2 separate regions of the Mus musculus genome follow, and region 1 is linked to region 2. A link is a contact called in ENCODE Hi-C or POLR2A ChIA-PET data. All regions are on one chromosome and are shown on one strand. Each heading gives the region's core, a stretch centred on a gene start or an enhancer-like site at or near the end of the contact. The rest is flanking DNA. Distances are from core to core; before and after follow the strand shown.

Region 1 (2,992 bases), core at 456-2,955, 42 kb after region 2:
TAACAATTTCTAGTTCAGGCCTTAGAGAAAATTGAGGTCTCTGCCCCCCCCCCCCCCAAACCAGGCAGCTCATTCTGACCTCTAGCTGATTGTTAGTACATTTCTCAGCTTTGGCTGGTCACTCAAGCGGGGCAAGTCTGGAGGCTCAGAGCCAATAGGAACATGGCAGGTCCTGAGGCCTTCCTAGGATTCCTTCAGAGAAAACAGAATTGGTCTGGGAAAGTCCTTTCTGCCTCATCTGGCCAGCCTGAACTGGACATTGTTTCTTTTTCCCTGGCCTTTACTATATAAGGACCCTGAACAGGAGAATGGGCACAAAAGGTGAGGGAGTTCCTAGGCAGGAGATAGGTCAGAGGAGCAGAGTGGGAGGGGAGCAGAGCCGGGGTGAGGAGCTGAGGAGCCCAACCAGCACAGCGGGTGGATGAGGCAGCCGAGCCCAAATTAGAGACTGAGGCTAAAATTGGCACTCTAGGAGTGCAGGGCTGGGCTGGAAACCTGCAGCCCTAACACCACCCTCCCTGCCCCGCTACCGAGAAGAACAGAGCAGAAGCTGGTGACAGTGGCTGGGCCTCATCTCCCTCCCTCTTTCTTTTTTCTTTCTTTCTTTTTTTTTTCGGTGTTTTGAGACAGGGTTTCTCTGTGTAGCCCTGGCTGTCCTGGAACTCACTCTGTAGACCAGGCTGGCCTTGAACTCAGAAATCTCCCTGCCTCTGTGCAACACCACGCCTAGCCATCTCCCTCCCTCATTACCACACACTTTTGGGACTAGATTAGGTAGTACCCTAAATTTTTACAAAACTTTGCCCCAGGGTGCTCAGGTTTTTACAGAGAAATCGGAGACCTTGATAGGTGGAAACGGAGCAGACTGGAGAATTTCCCCAGTGGCAGGAAACTCAGGTTGACTCAAAGGGTCCAGAGAAATGAAAACCCACCCACACTCCTCAGCAAGCTCAAACGTTTCCAGACAGGGCCAAGTTGTTTCTATAGTCTCCTGTGGCAGAGAAAACTGGTGTCAGGACACAAGGAAGGATTTCCTCAGCTAGCCTCAGGAAAGGTGGAGCCTTCTCACCTTCACTGCCAAAGTAATTGGCAGAGGTGGGGCTGAGAAGGATGGTCAGAGTGTGGTCCACAAGGCCCAGAGGGGTGAGAAGCTGGGCGGGGGGTGGGGGGGGGTGAGGGGAAAACCCTCTCTTGTGGACTCCTAGCTTTTGGAAAGGAGTCCCCTTCTTCACTCTTTTGGGGGAGTGAAGCCTGTTAACGATGAAGCTTCTAGTTCCCCTTTCATTGCCCCCTCCCTCTTGTCATACCAGTCCAACATTGTAAAAGCGGTCTGTGTACTCAAGCCTGTTTGATGAGTGAGCCCTTATGGCTAGGTCTCCCAGTTACCGATAAGGTGATAGAATCCCCTTAGGGTCTTTAAAGAGTGAAGTTACCCGGAATGGGCGCCGGTGTTTTTCAAGGACAGCCGAGCTAAGGGAGGTCGCTGAGGTCAGAGAGTGTTCCTAAGCGCTAAAGGGAAAAGGGATCCTCGAACCTGTCCCAAGGACCCCTGTCCAGCAGACTGCAGCGATACTAACCCCGGCGTCCCGTCCGGTGCGCGGGTACCCCGCCCTGCCTCCGCTCCGCCTCTCCCCTTCCTGAGCTCGGGTGGGGGAGGAGACTAGGGTTTGAGGAACTGGTGCTGGGTGCAGGGGCGAGGGGACTCAGACTTCCTGTCCCCGAGGCCGACGCGTGCGGCCGGACCCCTCCCCCGCCGTTGCTGGACACCCGGGGCCGCCGCGTCCTCCCGCGGCTCACGCTGGATTATGTCTCGGATCGAATCCCTCACTCGCGCGCGGATCGACCGGAGCAAGGAGCAGGCAACCAAGGTGGGCTGGCTCTGCGACCGGGCGCCCTGCCGACCTCTGGGCCTCCGCCCCGCGTCCCGCGTCCCCCCGCCCGCTCTGGGGCGCCCGAGTCCGCGCGCAGCGGCCGGACGGGGTGGGTGGGGCTGCGAGCGCGTGAGGAGGGGGCTGGAGGACCGCAACGTGACCCGCGTCTCCAGCACCCGCGCAGCTTCTGTGCGGGGATCTAGGAGAGCTGAGCTGGGTTACCAGTGGTTCGGCGGGACCGAGTGTTTTGGGCCGCTCGGAAGAAAGTTGCTCCGGTAAGGGATCGAGCGGGAAAGAGGGGCGAGCGTGTCGGGTTCCTAGGGACGACGCTCTTGGGCACCCCTTTCCGCACCCCAGTTCCGGGGGTTGCTTGCGGCCGTGCCCGCTAGCGCCGGCTCGGTCGTTCCCCCTTTGTCCCCACCAGCGGGTGGAGGGGGCCGGAGGGGGTGTTTTCCAAGCTCCCTCCCCCACCTTCCCGCCCCTCCAAGACAAAAGTCAGCTCCTCCTCTTCTTGCGGATGGACTTTCCAGCTGTGATTCAGTTCTTGCCTGGGGTAGGCGGGTGGCTAGGGGTCAAGACAGCAAGCGGCCGCCCATTTTCTCCGCCAGGCCAAACCGATCCATCAGGTGAAGCAAGCTGCCTTTGTGTCGCTGGGATGCCTTCTCACATCCTGAGCGTCTCGGTGCCAGGACCCAGAGTAGTTCCCACCCTTATCTGTTTCATCAGCTTCCAGGCTCCTGGTTCTCCAGCCGCCTCGGTTAACCCAGTTCCCCCACTCCCCTCAGCCATATTTCGATTATCGCCTCGGCTTGGGGGCCCTTCACCTGTCATCTGGAGTCTGGCTGTGTAATTATCAGCACACTCTGCAATACGACCTCTCCAGCACGCCTTTACAAGTGTCCTTTATTCCTGTCTTTGTATTCAGACGCCCTCCCAAATGCCATGACTTTCCTCACCTCAGCTCACAGGAAGTGGTGAAGCCGAGGAGGACTTGTAGATGAATAAGTGAAGCCAGGGGGGCCTGGTTCAGGCGGACGGCGCCTCCCTGTACCTCAGGACACTCACATTATAAGGCTCTCTCGGAAAGCAAAGGCAGGAAGGGCTTTAATCTTAATCCCTGT
Region 2 (3,017 bases), core at 434-2,933:
GTCATACCTATTCCAACAAGGCCACACCTTCAGATGGTGCCACTCCCTGGTCCAAGGATATACAAACCATCACAGTTTGGTTTTTGTTTTTTTGAGAGACAGGGCTTCACCCTGTATTCTTGACCAAGAGACCGAGCTCAAAAGAGCGAACACGTGGAAGCAGGAAGTGCAATTGGATTTTTTCCTAGCTCAGGTGATAGCTGTCTTTTCTGACCTCCTCGAGCACTGGGCATACACATGGTGCACATATGTACATGCAGGCAAAACACTCAAACACATAATAATAAAGTATTCTAAAAAAAAAGTAAATAGTTGTAAGAAGTCAATCAAGCCAGGCAGCCATGGCGCACACCTTTAATCCCAGCACCAGAAGGCAGAAGCAAGTGGATCTCAGAGTTCAAGACCAGCCTGATCTACATAGAGTTCAGGTATATAAAGAACCCCCTCCCCACAAAAAATGGGGGGTAGGTCAATCAAAGGGTTAGGCATTGTTAGCATTTTGTTTAAGCTCCACCCCACAGTTACCTGGCAACAGCCAGGTGTGCCTGACTCACTATAAAAGGGGCTGCTTGCCCCTCCTCTCTCTCTCTCTTTCTCTCTCTCTCTGTCTCTGTCTCTCTCTTTCTCTCTCTCTCTCTCCACTCTTTCTTTCCATGAGCTGATGGCCAGCCTCTACTTCTCCCTCTCTCTCTCTCTCTCCTAACTCTCAGCTCCTCTTCCCATGCCCTGAATAAACTATTCTATACTATACTGTCCTGTGGCTAGTCCCTGGGGGTGGGGGGAAGGGATGCCTCAGCATGAGCCCGCGGTGGCATTCCCTAACCCCACACCTTACCACACATCCACCAAACACATTTCCTCTCCTTATCTTTTTATAAACACAACAGGCATGGTGACACATGCCTTTAATCCTAGTTTCACTTAGACAATAGAAGCCAAGGGATCTCTTGTGAGTTCTAGGCCAGTCTCAAAAAAAGAAGAAAAAAAAGAAGCATAGGGTGTCTGTCCCAGGAGAGCCAGGCGCAGTGGGAGAAGGTTCTCTCATCACCCCACCAGCATCTATAGTAGTGCCAGAGCACAGAGCAGGTGCAGAGTAAACCCATCCTGGATGTAAGAGTGCTACAGAAGGGATGTGGAAGAACTCTCCTGCACATGTGCTATAAGCATGTTTACATGTTCATGTGTTTATGCACATGTGTGTGTGCACATGTAGAGTTCAGAGGAGAACTTGTCGGTGCCCTATTAAATGGGTCCAAGGATTCAAACTCAGGTGGGCAGGCATGGTGGCAAGTGCCTTTACCTGCCGAGGGGTCTCTCTGGCCCTGTTTACTAGTTGTCTGAAGTCTCTATAAAGTGCTAATTACATAAGGCAGTGACTAGCAGCTTGGAAATCTAAGAATTCAAGGAAAGGCTATATCAGCTACTTCAGCCTTAAAACAAAGTCGGCGACTCTTTGAACTTTGAAATTGTGCCTATGCAGCTTATTTCGTTTTAGTTTAAACAGAGGGGTTTTCCATGGGGTAAGCATTAATGAGAAGAAATTGGAGGACACACAGGAAAGAGTCAAGGACTCTAGGTAACTCAACTCCTTTGGGGTATCAGCCGCCATAAAGGGGAAGGTGGGGCTTGTTTCAGAACTACAACATCCATAAGGCACAGGAAGGGACATCAGGGTTTCCGGTCAGATCCGTTTCCGGTCTTTCGGAGGCTGACGTTGTTTTCCGGTTGTCTGTGGCCCAGGGAGGCGTTTGGGGTGCTCACGGTGAGTCTGGGAGACGCAAGAGCGCTGGGGTCCCCGCTGACCCCGCCTGGCCGGCAGCGCGGTACACACTGCTGTGGCTTGGGCTCGCGGCTGCGGACCTGGCGGCGGGGCTGGAGTGTGGCGCCGCACAGGCTGCCTGGCTGGCAGTGTTTCCCATGCTTGGGTCGATTGCTCACTTTGCTTTTTTCCAAAGATGAGGCTGCTGGCGGTTGTGGTGTTGGCTCTGTTAGCCGTCAGTCAAGCAGAAGAAGGAGCCAGGCTTTTGGCCTCCAAATCATTGCTCAACAGATACGCTGTGGAAGGGAGGGACCTGACCCTGCAGTATAACATCTACAACGTCGGCTCCAGGTAACGGCCTAGAGTTCGCCAGCTTCCTTCTGAATTCCGAGTTTCCACGTGGGCATAGAGAACGTTTTGTTGGGGAGTGAATTCTCTTTTGGAGTCCTCCAGTATCGAGTGCAGTGTGTGAGTGAGTGAATGAATGAATGAATGAATATACTAGAGGGCTTACCTTTGTCGGGTGCTTTTTGAAGGTGAAGACATCCTTAGGTGAATTACAAGAAACCACTTTGGGGTCTCAGAAGGCTTTCAAAGGCAGGGATAAATTCAGCTTGTGAAAAAGGAAATGCAGACACAGAGTGTACATCTGTCCTCTTACCTCGGGTGCGGACTCCCAGCTTTCTTCTTTCACTTACAATCACTTTTTTTGTTGTTTGTTGTTTTTCAAGGCCGAGTTTCTTAACTGGCTGTCGAAGAGTCCACTCTTAGACCAGGCTGGCCTCAAACTCACAGACATCTGTCTGTCTCTCACACTGCTTCCCGAGTGCTGGGATTAAAGGCATGGGCCACCACTGCTGGCTCCTATGAGCACTTTTTTGTTGTTCTTTCCTTTTATATATTTTTCCATTTATATCTTACTTCCCCTGTCTAGAATTAGAGCAAGATTACCTTTGGCAATTCACTTCTGAGCAACAGAATCCAGGCCTTGATCTGGATTCTTCAAAACAGGCCCAACTTACTATGGGGGTTTCTTTTGACCAGCAGGTGGATTTTCCAGTCAGTTCCCTTAGTTTTATGTCCCTCACTCTTATTTACTATATGTAAGTACACTATAGCTGTCTTCAGACACTCCAGAAGAGGGCATCAGATTTCATTACAGATGGTTGTGAGCTACCATGTGGTTGCTGGGATTTGAACTCAGGACCTTCGGCAGAGCAGTCGGAGCTCTTAACTGCTGAGCCATCTCGCCAGCCCT

The links. A loop is a pair of places that touch in the nucleus more often than their neighbours do. ChIA-PET counts read pairs that join two places held with the same protein, here RNA polymerase II (POLR2A).
Region 1: POLR2A ChIA-PET joins it to region 2 with 20 read pairs in Patski. The contact joins the promoter of Arhgef2 here to the promoter of Ssr2 in region 2. A Hi-C loop is called at or near these places in 1 of 37 maps with a recorded cell type or tissue (left cerebral cortex). POLR2A ChIA-PET finds 5 or more read pairs at or near these places in 4 of 5 experiments (Patski and embryonic stem cell).

The regions. Positions count from the first base shown.
Region 1 is chr3:88,619,454-88,622,445 of GRCm38, forward strand. It overlaps Arhgef2 (rho/rac guanine nucleotide exchange factor (GEF) 2), which reads left to right and starts at 1,706. Exons shown (of 22, transcript NM_008487.4): 1 at 1,706-1,868. The coding sequence starts at 1,806. Gm20652 (a long non-coding RNA gene) reads right to left here and starts at 1,652. Exons shown (of 2, transcript XR_375820.2): 1 at 1,578-1,652.
Region 2 is chr3:88,577,925-88,580,941 of GRCm38, forward strand. Ssr2 (signal sequence receptor, beta) reads left to right here and starts at 1,684. Exons shown (of 6, transcript NM_001356317.1): 1 at 1,684-1,762; 2 at 1,956-2,110. The coding sequence starts at 1,956.